Linked DNA regions of Mus musculus: region 1 is linked to region 2. The links are chromatin loops, found by intact Hi-C in ENCODE. Cell type or tissue: left cerebral cortex. All regions are shown on one strand. Links, peaks and the distances in the headings refer to the core of each region. The heading gives the core; the rest is flanking DNA. Region 1 has its middle 31 kb from the start of Mir6401. Region 2 holds the start of Adgra1 (adhesion G protein-coupled receptor A1).

Region 1 (8,560 bases), core at 2,992-6,991, 87 kb after region 2:
TCATGGGGGGGGCAAAAGTCAGAGTCTCCTAGGAACTTCTCCCAGGTTCTGAATCAGAGTCTTAGGTCAAGGACAGTGGCCTAGAAAACTGTATGCCTGGGTCAGGCTTTCTCCATTCCTGTAAAGTACAGAACCCAGCACCTCAGCAGCTTTTGAGCCCTACCAGGATGTTAATTGGCTCCACTCAGCCCAGATGGGCACTGGGTCTGCAGGGAAAAGAAAGTCCTATGGGCTGGCTCAGCATCCATCTAACCTCCATGTAGCATTTGACAACAACAAAGGAACTTTTTAGGTCCCGTGTGTCCTGGATGGGATTGTGGCTAGTGAACTGGTGTCCTGCTGGTGGCTCTTCAGTCTGTCTCCTCATTCACAGGTTGCTTCCTGGGGCCACGGAAGGCCAGGTGGGAGGTCAGAGCAGTGGTTTCTCAATGTAGTACTTGAAGCATGTTTAGTCTTTAGCTGCAATGACTTTGCTGGAGGCTGATTGTCACGTAGACAGGATAGAGAGGCTGGGTGATCGGAAAGGCATGGTGACATCTTTGGCAACATGCTTCCATGCCCTCCGGTGGTAGGTGTTGGAGGAAAGGGAACCTCACAGAGTACAGGAGGACAAAGTTCACTGGACTTCAATAATCATCAGTCTTGAGGTAGATAGTTTCATATTTGGAAAAATGCAGGAATTTGGATAAATTTTGAATACGCAAATTAACAAAACAGAATATGAACACCCAGAGGCTAGCTGTTTAGAGTTACTGTCCCCTTAGAGCAGGTTTTAGTGGCTCTAAGGGCCAGGACCTCTTCCTGTTTGTAATACTTCCTCTGCAGAGGAAAGAACAGCCTGCTCCAGCTTTGGAGATAACCATGAGAAATGAGGTGAGGCTTCTGCTGAGCGATGAGACCCCACGGAGCTGGACCCTATTTGGGGAGGATGAGAGGGGCTGCATGGAACCTCAAACCCAGGATATGGAGGTAAATCAGTAACTCTATGACCCAGAGCAGCAGTAAGAGTCATGGGTCCCAAATGGGACAGCCCAGACGGGCACTGTAAAAGATAGATGCTGAACACTGTCCACACTCCAGGCCAGAGGCAGCTGATGGCCCAGGGCCAGCCTAGGTCAAGACTCTGCTCATCAGTCCCTTCATGGGCATGTTAGCACTTTATTAGTTCCCGTCCCTTGAGGATTTGGATGCACACAAGCTACCCCAAGTCTCTCCCTTGTTAACCATTGCTGGCGAGTTCCAGCATCCCTCCTCCACCAGTCCCTTGCCAGCTCCAACCCACAATTCTTGGGGGAAAGACAGGATCATCACTCTCAGTCTTGCTGAAAATCATGGGCTCCACATGAGACCCTTCTGCTTCTCAGGACCCTGAAAGGGGTCAGAAAGGATTTTTTTAAAAATCAAAGTAATAGCTTTACTAATAAAAGCATGCAATTATATGAAGTGAAAGCTGCAAAGTTCTAATCACTAAATTATGTGCTATGTTTCTTGTTTCCTATACAGCAATAAATAAAACAGAGATGGTAATTTCTCACCACAGAACAGGCAATTACTCTTCCCATGCATTTCTTTTTAATAAGCGCACGAACAGCGAGTGCCCCATGGCTCACCAGGATTCCAATAAGAAGAACAAACATCGGGCGTTCAGCCTTCCTAAGGAAGTGTCTTTGTTTCTTTTTTTTGTTGTTTAGAATCAGACACAGAATGTGTGGTGTGTGCTGTATGTTTGGGGAACCAGGAGAAGATGGGCAGGGAGGTCAGGATAGAATGTGGGCAGCTGGGGTGGGGCCAGCTTCTCTCTGGGCAGTCACGAAGCTCAACACCTTTGTTCTTCCTTTTGGCTGGGTTGGGCCACTATGTGTCTGCCTCAGGGAGCCCTGAGGGAGAGCCCTGAGGAAGGTTCCTTGTTGGCAGAGGTCAGGAAGGGTGTATGGTTTAGGTCTGAAGCTACCTCAGCAGGTTCCCGTGTTTGAGTGCCTGGTCCCCAGAAGGTGCCACTGTTTTGGGGGAGGTTCTAGAACTTTGGGGACATAAGGAATAGGGGACAGACATAGGTCATCAGGCCTTTTGAAGGTTCAGGCCTTTTTGCTGTATGTGCTGAGAACAAGCAGTGGTTTCCTGCTCCTACCCACATGGACTGAGATATCTCCACCGCCATGCCTGTCCTGTCATGATGGACTAAATCTGAGTTCAAAGCAAATCCTCCTCTCTTGTGATGCTTCTGTCAAAGTGATGAGAAAAGTGATGACTACAGGATTCCTGCAGGAGAGGCGGTAAAGATGCATCTGGGAGGGGGAGGCAGTTTCTAAAAAGGCAGGCACGTTCTGGTCCCAGAGACAGCAGAAGGACCAGATGGAGTCTTTATGACCCTAAAATGAAGAGAGCACCAGAGTGTCCCAGCAGCTATCATTGGCTGCCCTGACCCCACCCAGCTCAGTGTCACTGCTCTGTCCAGACCACATATACCCCTGAATTTTCCATAGCCTTCCTAGGAACACTCCATAACCTGTAGTATCCACTAGACCTCTGGGACAAAGTGGTGACATGTACGTTTTTTGTGGTAAGAGTTCCAGTATGCCCAGGTACTGTGGGGAGTCTGCCCATGTGTCAGGAGGTTCACACTTCACCAAATGACTTAGAAAAAGAGTCTCACTGCCTGCCCAGGTGAACTCTGGCACTTGTGAGAAAGCCCTGGACCCACTCTTAGTAAGCATGGGTTAAACAAGCAAACTAGGAGCTGCCATATCCAAGGCCATGTTGGGATGAAGGGAGAGGGTGCCGGGAAGGCACCATACAAGCCACAGCATTCCTGCCCACCATAGGCATGGACCCCTCAGCTGTGCACAGACCTGGTTAACCTGTGCTGGAGTCCCCCCTAAGGAGCTACATGGTGAGCTATGGCAGGAACAGATGACTAAGCCTAGGTGGACATCACTGGGCGCATCAGTGTCTCTTCATCAGTGATGCCTCTGGAAGGGACGGGCAGCTAGAGACCAGCGCTGAAATGAAGGAACTGCACCAACTAGCTGGAGCAAGTGTAACATGTGGCCTGATGGAGCGCCAGCACACAGCCTGGGCCTTTTAAAGGAAACTTCTAGAAAGTTGAAGGAATCAATCAACTTTGAAGAAATAAACCACTGTTTCCTGCCTTCAGAGCCAGCAATGGTCAGAATGGCCCAAGGGGATCACTGTCCCACACAAACCCTGGGCATAGCTCCTGCAAGGTGAGTCTGGTTAGGCCAAGGTCCTCCTAGCCCTTGAATAAAGGGCAGGGTCCACTGAACCTGAGAAGACTAGTGTTGTTTTGAATAAGAATAGCTCCGTAGGCTCGTTAGATTTGAATTCTTGGTCACCAGGGAGTGGCACTATTAAGAGGTATGGCCTTATTGGAGGAAGTGTGTCACTAGGGGTGGGCTTTGCGGTTTCAGAAGCCCAAGCCAGGCCCAGTGTCTTTCTCTCTTCCTGCTGTCTGTTGATCCATATCTAGAACATTTTTCCAGCACCATGTCTGCCTGTGTGCTACCATGCTTCCCGATATGATGATAATGGTCTTGACCTCAGAATGTAAACCAACACCAATTAAATGCTTTCTTTTATAAGAGTTTCCATGGTCATGGAGTCTCTCCACAGCAATAGAACACTGACTGACTAAGATAGCTAGTGACTTGAGCACAGGGGACATGCCTATGGGCATGATTGAAATTTCAGCATGTAAGAATGGTTAGAAGCATCTTCTTAATTAAAGGTGTGTGTGTGTGTGTGTGTGTGTGTGTGTGTGTGTAGGGCTTGGATTAAACTCAGATTGTCAGGCTCGATTGCATGTACCTTTACTTGCCACACCATCTTGCAAGTTGCAGAAGCATGTAAGAATGCTGTCACTGATGTATAACCTTTGATGTGAAGAGGCAAATGCGCAGAATGACAGACACCTCCAGGTTGACGGACCTGGCAGCCCCCTGGGGGATTCCCTGCCTTCCAGAGCTGTGCCTGGAAAGTGTGTTTTCCTTTCTCTTTCTAAGCCTGGCTAGGCTGTTCCAGGCAAGTGAACAAGCGAACATCTGTCACTAAGATGTCTATGCCTGGGGCCCCAGGCTGGGTTTCTTCCTAGCCTCAGAGCATCCTGGGAGAGTAAGAGGAGGCCATCTCAGGAGCCAGCGGGGGATTGCCATCATCGGTGGTTAAGCGAGTCCCAAGTCATCAAACCTCAGGAAGAATGGAGGGGATGGGCGGGAAGGCAGCCCCCACCCAGTGTGTGCCAGAACTAGAAGACTCTGCTGCGGCTGAATGCCTTGCTTTCTGGAAAGTACCAGTGAGAGTTAAGATGCCAGAGAGATGCAGGCTGGTTTTGGGGTTTTCTGCCAACTAGCTCCTCACTCAGGTCTCAGCTGTACTCAGCCTGTCTGTACTGAGGTACAGGTGTAAGCCCTGCAGCCCTAAATGTTTAAAGAGAAAGCAGCCTCTGCTTGGTGATGGGCCTATCAGGGTCGGCCCAAGGCTCCTGGGATGCAGGCTCCATCTGTGCCTATGTTTTTTTAATGATTCACTCCATTTCTAGGCAAAACGTGCAGCGTCTTTCTATGCTTTCTGCATATCCTTTCTGTTCAATCCCCCCCCCCCCAATAAAACATACTGTGTCCAGGTTGGAATAAAAAAACCCTACGTTAACAAGATGAGCCTGGGAACAAATGGCAAATGTGACAGTTACTGCCAAAGTCCCCCTAAGTTCAAGGTCCTGGGACCCAGACCTCAGCTTCCATTATTCATCAGAGGCTAAAGAGATCAGCCAGGCCCACCTGTGAGAGAGGCCCTCTGTGAGCACTCCAAATGTTTGCAGCCCCCACTGCAGCCCAGGGTACAGATGCAAGCAGGAAACACTCACAGTGCCTTCTACAGTTGCATGGCAATACGAAACACCCACCAGGGGGAGCCTGGCTGGAGCCTTGGCCAAGTATACCCAGGAGTGCACCCCCATCTCCTGACTTTCAATCTTGGTGTAACTAGCCTCAACAGAACTAAGACACACTGCAAAGTGTTTTCACAGAGATCTCAGGGAACTGGATGCAACTGGGGAGAGATGCACTTGCAGATGTGTTTATTTGACCTACAAAACATTGGGAGCCATGCCAGAGTGCTCCATCTGCCTGCAAAACAAGTGTGTGTGCCTCAGTCTGTTACAGCAAACTACCAAAGACCAACGGGCTTTGAACAAGACAGAGCTATCAGCTCATGTGCCCGGAGTCCCAAAGCCTTAAACTAAAGTCTAGGCAGAGGCAGGCTCCTTCCTGAGGGTGTGTGTGTGTGTGTGTGTGTGTGTGTGTGTGTGTTATCCTTTCTGCTACTTCAGCTCCTGGGTCTACAGTCATCCTTGTCTTTTGGCTACAGTTCTCCAGTCTCACCCGTCTCACTCTCTGTCTGCATGTGTCTCATACCTCCCTCTCTTTCTTCTGCCAGCACATGCACTGCTGCTCTCAGAGAACCCTTCAGACCAGGATGATGTCATCTCTGGATCCCTAACAGTCATGTCCCCAAAGACCACATTTCCAAATAAGGCCACATCCTTAGAACAGGGTAGAGTTGGTCACCTCTAGGGAAGACTTTAAAGCCACTGTAGTGGGCTTCTCTCCACATCCTTGGTATTATGTAAAGAAAACAGCGACTCTATGGAAATTCTGTCTCCTGGAGAAACTCAGTTTCCCAAGTACCCCCATGTCCTCCTAGCCAGCCTGCACTGCTTTGAGCCAGTTCTCACCAGGAGTATTCATGGGGTTTCAGATGCAACTGGCTGGAACTGGGAATTTAGACTTAGGACGTGAGGGTGTGAGGTGCTTACACAGGACAAAGAGAAGAGGTCAAGCTGTGACTTCACATGCCATGACTGAAGAGGCTGAGGCTCACTGAACATAGTACCAAGCCATCTGTGTACCAGGGAGTTGCAGGCAGAGTTTAATAGATATCCCCCAAGACTCTACCAACCAGGGGTTCTCCGGAGCAGGAGTGGATATGAGACACTCAGTCCACAAAGGCCTCCCTCAGAGCTACATCTGTAAGACATCACAATCTCAGACTTGTGCTCCAGAGATGCTCCCTGTCTTTCAAATGCCAGGCCAGGCAGCAATCACCTGCACTTTGGCCATGGGGCAGCATAGAAAGAAGAGCTTTCATTAGAGGCAGCCAAAAAGTCAGACAAACACACAAAGCTCACAGTTCTTGTCCACTAAGAAGAACAGGATTTCTGAGAGACAGAGAGGATGAAGGGTGTCCTATGACAACCCAAACACCTATAGCCACATGCAGGAGTGACAGGGTACAGCTGCCAGGGAGAAGAGCGGTGCAGCCATGAGAACAAGCAGAGGTCCCACAAAGTGTCTTTGAAGCTGGTCAGCACTGGAATAGGAGAAAACTGTGGGCCATAGTAAGAACAGGATGCTCTTGGGACCACCCTACTAGCTAGAAGGAAGACGGTGATTTGAAGTTGCTAGGGAATGCACCCAAGGTCCTACCTAGGCCAAGAGGATTGAAAGGACTGTACCCCCCTGTGGAACTGTGCCCCTTATCATGATGGAGTCACAGAACCATGCAGCAACCAATGGGGTGAGCTACTAAGTGTTTGTCCTCTAATTGAAGGTGATCAGGTCTAGAAAGGGGCGGGAGAATGGGACCCATGATAAAAAGAGTCTAGAAAAGCTCATCAGAATGACAGTACGAAGACCTCTGAAGATGCTCTTTGTCACAAAAGGAGCAGAACACTGGGAAAGGCTGTCAAAATAGCCCTTTCAGAACGCCGAGACTAACCAAAGATTGTCACTAACAAGGGAGTATTTATATAAGAAAAGCAGCCGTATTTTGCAAAAATAATGAGTATTCTAGGGTTTTAATGTGTCCCTTTCCCATTCTCTGTCTTCCCAGCTCCTCAGCAGCCTTGAAAACTAACAGTTCCTCTTCTTTCTCTGAGATCAGGAGCTACTGGATGAGATAAGGCAGACTTGGTTCTGGAAGTTTCCTGACCCACCTGGGAGTTACCTGGAGATGCATTTGCAAGGCTATCATTATTATTATTATTATTATTATTATTATTATTATCATCATCATCATCATTATTATTATTATTATTATTACAATTCACCCAGAACTAACACCTTTCCAGGATGGGAGCTGTTATCAGAGGCAGCTGTTTAACACACCAGCCGCCCGGAGTGACAACACAGGAAGCAAGAACAGAGCTGAGCAAGGCACTTAGAGAGGAAGAGAACAAAACAGCCACAAGGGACTTTGAAAAGTCCCAACATATTCCTGAGAAACAGCATGGGTGGCCATGCAGGGTGACACCCAGGACAAGCAGGGAACTGAGAAGGCCCTGAAGTCTCACCCTCCTCCGACATTCATCTTCTATAGAAGCAGCAAGTGAAAGCTAAGCTGAGGTGTAGGCTCCTTTTGAGTGTTGAAAGCATGCCCAGGACATGCCAACAGCTCCTTACCAGAGACTGCGAAACTTACCCAATCCAACACTCAAGGGAAATGGCTGTCCAATGATCATCTGAACATAGGCTCAGCAAGCAGAGCCCTCAGTGAGCACACATAATACACAATGCACAAAGAATGTACACTCCACAGGGTCAAGTCAAGGAAGCCCCTATACAAGAAGCAATAGCCACAAGCAGAAGAGATGAGGAATCTCATTCTCACTTAAACTACTTTACTACTTGAAATATCATATTTTCAACAAAAGTTAGGAAATCTGCAAAGGAGAAAAAAGTTTTTCCACACTCAGGAAAGGAAGCAGTAGGAGCTGTCCCTGAAGGGACTTAGGTGTTGGGGTTGCTATATAAGATCAAAAGCAGCTGGCTTTAGTCAGCCATAAAATAAAGAACTGAGAAAGGCCAGCAGTGTTTTCCCAGTGAGAGAATCTCAGGAAAGTCAGAGAAATCAAAAGAAAGTATGAGATAGAAATTATAGAATCAAACAGTACAGTAACTAAAAGACAAACAAGCAAACATAAGGCTAGTGCAGGGTTCTATGGTATCTTGGTTTTTGAACTGGCAGAATAAAGAATCCAAAATCTTGACTATCAGACAATTAAGGTTATCCAATCTGGGGATCAGAAAGGAGAAGTCTCAGAGAGCTGGGTGGGAGCAAGGAGCAAGCAGTATAGGCCTCACAGGGAGAGGGGAACAAGGAGGAGGCAGAGAGCAATGAGCAAGTAGTACAGGCCTCACAGGCATCCTCACAGGGAGAGGGGAGCAAGGAGGAGACAGGCAGATGAGGATAGGAGGAGAGGCTCACCCTCCCCGCAGCAGGCTCAGCTTTCCCTGTTAGATAGAAAGGCATACTAAATCTAGCATAAGCAGAAGAGAGCAACCAGAGAAAGTACTGGCAACATTAAAATGGGAAAGAGTAGCCGGGCATGGTGGTGCACGCCTTTAATCCCAGCACTTTGGGAGGCAGAGGCAGGCAGATTTCTGTGTTTGAGGCCAGCCTGGTCTACAGAGTGAGTTCCAGGACAGCCAGGGCTACACAGAGAAACCCTGTCTCAAACAAACAAACAAACAAACAAACAAACCCT
Region 2 (8,560 bases), core at 1,665-5,664:
CACACACCCTACAACACATATCCCACCTCCTACAACACATATCCCACACCACACTAGCCTGTATCACAGTCTTATAACACACTTTATATTATACCATTCTATACCAGTGCCATACGTGCCACTCCACCGCACCCTACACCACACACCCACACTGCACATTCTACATCCACACTGTACATCTCCACCACACACCCACACCACACTCTTCAACACCACACACCAACAACACACACCTAACACCACACAGCCCATACCACACACTTCACAGCACACACACCATCCATTCTACACCATATATTCTGTGTCATGCCATTCTCCACCCTACCCCAACCCCACCTCCTTTACAGCCCGTGTTCTGTACCACACTACTCTATACCACACATCCCACACCACAGCAGACTATGTCTGTCACACCCGCCTATCCTGCTTAGTTCCTCCCCTCTAGTTGCCAGAAAATGAGAGCCATGAACGTGGCAAGTGCCTTAGTTCGTCCACCAATGTGGATGCTCTCAAGGACCAGCAGAGAGAAGGCAGATACTGAACAACTCTCAGTGTCATTCACAGGTGTCACTTTGTTCCCTTCAAGAACAGGATTTCTTGGTGCTAACTGTGAGAATCACAGGTGAGAGAGAGCAAAGTCATCCATGCCTGGGTGTCTGCTGGAGTTAAACAGCAGTGCTTAGTGTAGCAAAGCTAGTTGGCTCCTGAGTTTGTTACTTGCTGTGACAGAGATGCTCTGAGGACAGAGGTGCCCTCAGCTTCCCATGTTGGACACAGTCATGGGGAGGATCAGACAAGGATAATGTCTAGGAAGAGGAGCATGGCATGGCCTAAGTAAAGAAGCTTGACCCTAGTGCTCTTTTCTACCCTGGTATGTGGTTCAGAAGGCCACTGGCTGTATCTTAAGCCTTAGAGCAGGAAAGTGGTGAGCTGCGAGACATGCGTTGGAGAAGTTCCAGTAGGCACGGTACAGCTAGCTATGGAGCCTCGGCTAAGGCCAACCAGTCTCAGAACTACTGACCATTCTGTCCCTGGGTCCCAGGTGATTTGTCCAGCACCTGCCTCACAGCCTGTAGACATACAGAAGGTATAGCACCTCAGGTTGTCCATCCCCCACTTTCTGTGTCTCTCAGATACTTCTCATCTGCAAACTATCAGTCCATAATAATAAGCTCCTTGAAAGTCCACAGGTTCCAGGCCAAATTGTCAGGGAGGCATTTACAGTGTGAGCTCTTGAATGGGCAGCCTTGGGCTCCTAAAGTCTGGCATGGTCCTCGTGTGGAACAGAAATCTCCGCAGGGCTGCTGGCAACTGCTGTGAGTCTAGCACATTGGGACGAGAGGGGGCAAAGGGCAGATACTTCTTATATAGGGAGTTGAGTGTAGGAGGGGGCCAGGGGCTTGTAGGTGGCAGGGCTGAGCTAGGCAGCTAAATTCTGCCCGGTGGGTCACATAGGGTGGTCACTGCAGCCACCCATGCCTCCTGAAGCTTCAGCCAGTTTACCTATCATCTGCCAAGGGTAGCTTTCCATTTTTGCAAACATGAATTTGAGGACAAAGGCCACAAACCATTCCAACCTAGGGCTGACAGCCATATTGGGTGTGGCACTTGGGGGCAATAGGAGACTCAGTAGAAATCAAGGGACCCTTGAGCCCAGGGTGCTCTCCTTTGAGAGCTGCCAGCACCTAGAAGAGGGAACCTTGCTGGGGTCAGGAGACAGCATGGACATAACCTTTGCTCCAGCCAGGGAGGCTAAAGTGATGTTAATTCGGGTAACAGGGATCTCTCTTCTTGGGCGTTTTGAGTGGAGCAAGAAGCAAGTGAGCAGAGATTCAGACAGAATGCCCCTTACTAGGCAGACACACAGGTCTGCACTGAGGAACCTATGCCCACGTCTGGGCTATGGACATGTTATCCTGGTGGTCATTGGCATTCCCAGCACGCACTCCAGCCCTAGCTGCCCCTGTCAGCTGTCCCTTAGGAGCATACACAATGCATTATTTACTCGGCTGTCAGCCTTCTTAGAGACCAATAGGCAGCAACCACAATACAAGCTTTAGCCTTCAGGAAGGGCCCCGCCACGTCTTGGACACTGTTCCAACCCGCTGACCACACTGCTCTTACCCTTTTCTAGTGTGAGAGAAACACCCTCCCCCCTCCTGTTGTAGCCTTAGCTGCCAAAGCCGGCTGACTTTCTGAGGAGCAGGGACAGTAGGAAGGGCTTGGTGACCTGACTGAGGCCCCCTTGAGTGGGAGGGAACCCAGTCTAGGACTAGACAAGGTTTCCCAGGGCATGGATGGATGCCACTCTGTTGATTAAATGCTTCGACATTGCCGCGTGCCTTCAGCTAATTAGTATGAACAGCACCAAGTGAGCCAGTGAGCAGACAGACCCTGGCAGGCAGCCAGAGACTCAATGTAGCCAGACCCCACTGCCCCCATAGAGTTATCCCACCCCAGGACTGACACAGGCTGGACAGCTGCTAAGTGCCTAACCACCCCATAACTTACTTTCCTGCCCAGGCCTCCTCCACCTAACAGAGATGGTAGCCCCTGATCTGATGTGAACGGCAGGGTTTTGGTCAAAGCTTTAGGCCCCTTGGGCTGTGTACTCACCATGAGCCCTGCAGAGTTAGGGAGGCAAGCGCACTGATGGGGTTGCTGGCACCGACCACTATGTTGCACCCTTCTCCCCTCTAGCCTCCATGGCCATCTGGAAGGTCAAGTCCCACACAGTCACGGTCGAGCTCCTGGGAAGGCTACCTCAGAGTGACTGTGTCAAGATGAATGGGGATCTGCAGGCTGACCCACCTGCAAAGACAATGCATGGTCAGAGTGCAAGGGAGCCTGATACTGGTCAATACCCAGGTATACTCAGGGGGCACTCAGTCCCTTCCCAAGTTTGCCCCTTTCTGGCTCCTATGAACCTGGCCAGCCTGTTGGAGTCCTTAGCTCAGGCTTCATCTGAGGCACCCAGAGAGGTGGTAACAACCTGGGCTTTGGGACTTGGGAGGAAACCTGGCTCCTGGCAGCCGGAAAGCATCCCTTAAGTAGTCTCTGCTCGCCATCCCAACATAAGACCGTAACTTGGTTATTTCGGGCTGCACAAGCCAGACCAGCATTATCAATTGAAATCAAGAGAGTCAAATAAACCTGAGTAAATCTCTCAGTGCCCAGGAAGACCTGGCAGGCAGAAGCTGCTGCTGCCGCCTGATGTAGCTAGATCTTGAGGGCTGGCGTCTCCCGCATGGACATTCTTGCTTGGCTGGAACTATGTGGTCTTGCTAAGGCTCCAAGCTCTAGACTTACCCAAAGTTATTCAGAATCCACCTTCCCAACAGCAAGAGTGGCCGAATCTCTCACAGCGTTTCTGCTCCAGAAATGGCCCTCATGAGTGGACACTGTGGCCGGCCAGTAGCTTGGGCACAAGCCCTACCCCTCCCCTTCCCTTCTCAGACATCAGGAGAAAGCCACCCAACTTCTCACCTATTTTGGTAAAGGCAGCCGAAGAGGCACAGGTCTCCTGCTTCTCACAGGCGAGATGTGGCATGTCCCTCGTGCTAGGGAACAGCTTTCTATGACGAAAGGCATGAGATTGGAGCTTATAAGTGGAGTTATCAACAGATTGCAGGGCTGCAGCCTGGCGACTGGCTGTGGCCAGAGCACTGCGCTGGGGACGGAGCTCTGCACCCGGAGGGAGTGAGTCAGAGCCGAGAAGAGCAGGCATCCAATGCGCTCTCTGCAGGCAGTTTCCAGCTCTGGGTTGGGGGACGCCAGCCGCCTGCGCGCCGGATTTCTGCAGCAACAGCCAGGGGAATGAAGGACCGGCCGGGAAGCAGGAGCTGTAACCATGGGGACTGGGGGAGGCGCGGACCGCGGCAGCGCCGTGCCCTGGCTCCCTGCGGCAGAGCGGGAATGGTTCTTCCCAGCCCGGCGGCCGGCTGCCCGTCACACTGCAGAGTCGATTTAAAGAGACAACCGACCAGGGTTTGCTGCTTGCTTCCAACCGATTCAGACAACTCACATTAAAGCATTTTCCCCAAAAGGAGGACAGGATGATGTTATTTCATTTTAAAAAGAGATCCCTGTCTCTCGAGGGCTGCAGGAACAGGAAGGTGAAAACGGAAATTGATTTTGGAAGAATCTTCACAATCCATGTATTAAAATACTGTTCAAATCCAAATTTTCCGAAACTGAGGTGAAGACTGTGTGAGCATGAGTCAGCAGGGCTGCTCCTGTCTGTGGACATGGCCTGGCGGGGCAGAAAGTGTCTTCCCTAACCCCAGTGTTGAACCCTTCTCCAAGCCTGGGCCAAAGGACTGAGTGTTGAGAAGGAAAGTGTACAGAGGCGTGAGTCAGAGTCCAGCTCATCTGCTGTGGGATGGCTTGGCCCAGACTGGTTGCCTGAGGGGAGAGTTGGATCAGGTCAAGCTTTTTCACAAAGTTTATCCCCTTGGCAGATGTTGGCATGACATTGTGATTAGGAGACACCTGTTTGGGGACCATTCCCTTCCCTCTCCACCTGGCTCCTTTTCTTGTAGCACCTCCATCCCACCTAGCAACTTTGCTCTTCAGGTGCTGTTAAAGCTAGTGTCTACTCTAGGAGGCCCCTAGGTTCTTGCTACTCTGGAGTTTAAAGGATTGGAAGCTAGAGTTCCTGGGGCAGGGGAGGTAGTTAAAGGATCATAAAGATAGAATTAGACCCAGGGACATTGTGATTTTTGTTTTAGAAATCCTGTGGTGTGTAACCTCTGGGTGGGGTGTGGTCAACTCTCCTGTCCCAGTCCTCAGTGGGAACACTGAGCCCCGAACTTCAGATAAGGGACTTGACCCTGAGGAATTCTGTCTGCTCAGCACCCTATGAGTGATGGAGGCCTCCATGTGTTCTGAACTCTCAGAGTCTCTTCTCCAGGAACTGGAGGCCAGCCAAAGTCCCTGATGGATCCTGGATGATAGTCTTAGTCGGGTGGATAGGGAACGGGGCAGAAAGGAGAGCAGGAAGTATGTAGGGGGAGGTGGCTCTGAATCAGAGTAGGCTCTGACACTGGTCTTCTGCTCAGGGCTCCAGGTCTGTCACAGGTGGTCCAGGCCCTCAGGAGAGGCAGAAGAGGCCTGGCTACTGGCCCCTGGACTCTATGTACTGCGTGAGTGATGATTCTCAGCTTCTTCCTGGAGTGGCCAGAAGGAGTCTATCTCCTTGTATTGTGTAGCTGAAGTTTCCAAAAACAGAGCCCAAGGCCTGGCTTTATAAATACTCGGGCACTAAACCATTCATAATGGTCACATATGCCTCTCTACATTTGTGCCAGGGCCTAGGTTGGAGCTGCCCATGGAGGGCATCACTTCAGGCTTAGTCTCTGGGGTACCACTGGAGACAGGTGCCGTGATGACCTGCATGGTGAGCCATGTTTTATATCAGTGGTCCTCAGCCGTTCTAATGCTTCAACCCTTTAATACAGTTCCTCATGTTGTGGTGAACCCCAACCATAAAGTTATTTTTGTTGCTACTTTATAACTGTAGTTTTGCTACTGTTATGAATCACAGTATAAATATCTGTGTTTTCCTATGGTCTTAGGTGATCCCCATGAAAGAGTTGTTCAACCCCAAGGTTGAAAAGTTCCTAGTTGAGAACCCCTGTTCTATATCAACACAGAATCTTCGATGGTATGGGGAAACGGAGGCATGATATAGTCAGATGTACTTCTGGTTACCACCCAGCCTTTGCTGTTGCTCTGGGAGACCCCCTGTCCTATTTGCTAGACAGGCCACACTTGCTTCTTACTAGAAGCATAGCTGCCTGTGGATTGCCTTTTCTACATAAGAAAACCTGATATTTGTGGCTCAAGGCTCAGATCTCATATCTCTCAACACTGGGAGTAATGTAAATGACCCTGCAGTTAGGAACCTGCCCCTACACAAGGTTCCAAGAGGCCCAAGCTTTTTCTAGTCTGCTCCTCTGGGCATCTCCAGCTGGGTGGATTCTGTGTTGCTATGGGACACAGCCTGATCTCTGGGCATTATGGAGATAGTCATCGCAGAATAACTGCTAACTCTCCAAACTGGTCCAAGAGAGCACAGGAAAAGATCAAGGCTAGGACAAGACAATGAACTAACCCTCACCTGAGACCATGGGGATGCAGGCGATGAGGACCCTTACACAGCATAGGTAAAATCCCTCCATGTTGGGAAATGACAATCTCTGCCCCACAGGTTGGGTCTTTGCTTAGGGGACATTCTGTTTACAAAAGTTCCCCAAGTCCAGTTCTTGCAGAGATGCCAGTAGAGGGTGACAGTCACATGACAGCATCTATGACAGTCACATGAGCAGTGGTGTCTGGCAAGGAGCTGGCTCATGGGACAGCAGGACAATGACAATAGAGATGACTTGCCTGCAAGTCTCCAGCACGTGCTGATACTTTGTCCTTGAGGATTTCATGTTAAGACGACTCCAGCTATAGTCCTCAGGCCTGTCCATTGCCAGGCAGGTTATCCTACCTCGTCATCCAGGGTCATCTTCATAGGTAGTAAACCGGAAGTGACTGTTAACATTCACAACATTTACAAAGTTCCCTCTCTGTAAACCTCCACATGTTTGGCTGAGACAGGATAGTCCCTGTAGACACACAGCACGGAACATCTCATCATGGCCAGATTCATAAAGGGCCAGACAGCACCTCTCTTTAGGCTCTGTGGGCTAGGTCTTCCTAACAGCACCCCACCTTGCTGGTGCAGACAAGCCTTCAGCAAAGGACTAGGTGGATGCCAACATTGGAAAAAAATCACATAGTTCTCACATGCTATGAAATGTTATTCTTACTTTTCCCAACCTTTTAAACGTGCAAGAAAGAATGTCCTGTTTTAGGTTGTATGTGACAAGCTGTTGTTGTATTGGCTCTGGGGCCATGTCCCAGGCGACACGTCCTCAGGACTTGATCAGATCTCCTAGGTTCTCACCATTGCTGGCACAGGGCTGTGCCTAGCTGCTTAGCTGATTCCTAATGCAAATCTCACCACAGACATTCTCTCCAAACGAAGTATCAGGGCAGCAAAGGTACAGAGGGCTCTGAGTATGTGTCCTGTTTAAAGCATAGTCCCCAGTTGATGGACAGTCCAGTTCCCCAACTGCCCGCAGGTTCTGCCTCTCTTCTAGAAAGGTCAGTCTTTTTATTTTTTTTGTACTGGGAAGAGATCATCCAGATAGTCTCATGGACTGAGCTGGTGGCTCTGGCCTCCTCTGAAGTGTTAGGATCTCAATCAAAGTTGTGGCCTTCTCAGCAGCCTTTGAACTTGGCTTATTGATGTTGTAGAGATGTGGCTGCTGATTACAGGCAGCTGTGAGTATAGACTCGAGTGGGCTTGTTAATACTCCCTGGTTAGGGACAGTCTAGATGAGCTACAACCTACTCCATGCTCAGAAGGAGCAAGGTTGGCTGCCCTGCAGCAGCTAAGGGGAAAGTTCCAAGCATCCAGAACCCAGGGCCACAGGAGTCTGGGTTTCTCTCTGTATTGCTTGGCTTCAGGAATCCACAAGCTGGTTGTGGGAGAACAGGAAACAATCCGATGAGGAGGCTGAGACTGAGTCACACTCATGGTTGTTAGAATCGAGACTGGCTGACTTGTATTCTTGCTCTTGGAAGGGCTAAGGCTACCAAGGACATAGCAAGCTACTTGTGAGAAACACTTCTTCTTAGAATAAGGATGGCCTTGGATGGCTGCTAGTGCCCTGGCTAGATGCACCTCTACTGAGTACTTGAGTCTTCATAGCTGAAGGCTTCCCAGTCATTTAGTGGAGACCAAGAAATCAAAACAGGAAACCTAAAGATGTGGAAATGATGGCCTCTGGGGGAATGCAACCTGGCCCTGGAGGGGGACAGATATTGGCCCTGGCCTCTCTGTGTGCAGCATCTGGGTTGCAGAGCAGAATTAAAAAGGCTCTTGGGTTGCTGTGGAAACCAGCCATCTCCCCACCCCCACCCCCAGCCCCCACAGCATCAGTTTGAATCTGTGCAGACCATTCTTAACAGATTCAAACCAACAAACTCATCCTCACTTCAAGGAAAAATGAATTTGAGAAGCAAATAATAAAAATCACTGAACGTACAGTATCCTGATGCTGCTGGGTCTTTTACAAAGCACTGTTGGACCCTGGAGGGGTCCAGGGCCAGTCCAGCCCCCCATCACAGTCTTTTGGAGGACAAGAGGCTAATGCGCAGCCTCTGCCTGGTAACAAATAGACATTTTGGCTTTTTACAGGATTTCAGGAGGTCTCCTGGGCAGACACAGGGCCCTGGCTTGTCCAGACTGCAGTGAAGAGAGCTTAGGTCCTGTTGGTCTGGGAACTGTGAAGACTGCATCCACGTGCTGGGTGCCTCACTGAGCTTCAGTTCCTGAGCCTCAGTCCCTATCTCTTCCAAAGGCCACTTTCCTTCCCTGGGACACTTAGAGAGGTTTAGAGAGCTGCAGGCACAAGGAGGGAGGCATTGATAAGGCTGCCTAGTGAAGAACCTGCCTTGTATCTCCAAGATCATGGAGGCAGCAGTATATCCTGGAACATGCACC

Evidence for each region. A loop is a pair of places that touch in the nucleus more often than their neighbours do. Peaks named below come from ENCODE experiments on the same cell type or tissue, not always from the same donor. Only the 100,000 strongest peaks of a DNase experiment are listed, where the experiment ranks them.
Region 1: it touches region 2 in a loop (2.0-fold over the local background); 2 of 42 quality-filtered maps call a loop at or near these places.

Annotation. Positions count from the first base shown.
Region 1 is chr7:139,743,365-139,751,924 of GRCm38, reverse strand. No RefSeq gene overlaps it. Among named protein-coding and RNA genes, the nearest start is that of Mir6401, 31 kb to the left of the region's middle. In left cerebral cortex, for the core only: a CTCF peak has its summit at 4,909 (motif pointing right); DNase peaks (open chromatin) are centred at 4,121 and 4,977.
Region 2 is chr7:139,829,454-139,838,013 of GRCm38, reverse strand. Adgra1 (adhesion G protein-coupled receptor A1) reads right to left here and starts at 3,840. Exons shown (of 8, transcript NM_177469.3): 1 at 3,487-3,840; 2 at 2,617-2,811. In left cerebral cortex, for the core only: a CTCF peak has its summit at 3,891; DNase peaks (open chromatin) are centred at 2,239, 3,273, 3,816 and 4,303; H3K4me3 peaks cover 2,742 bases; H3K27ac peaks cover 3,781 bases.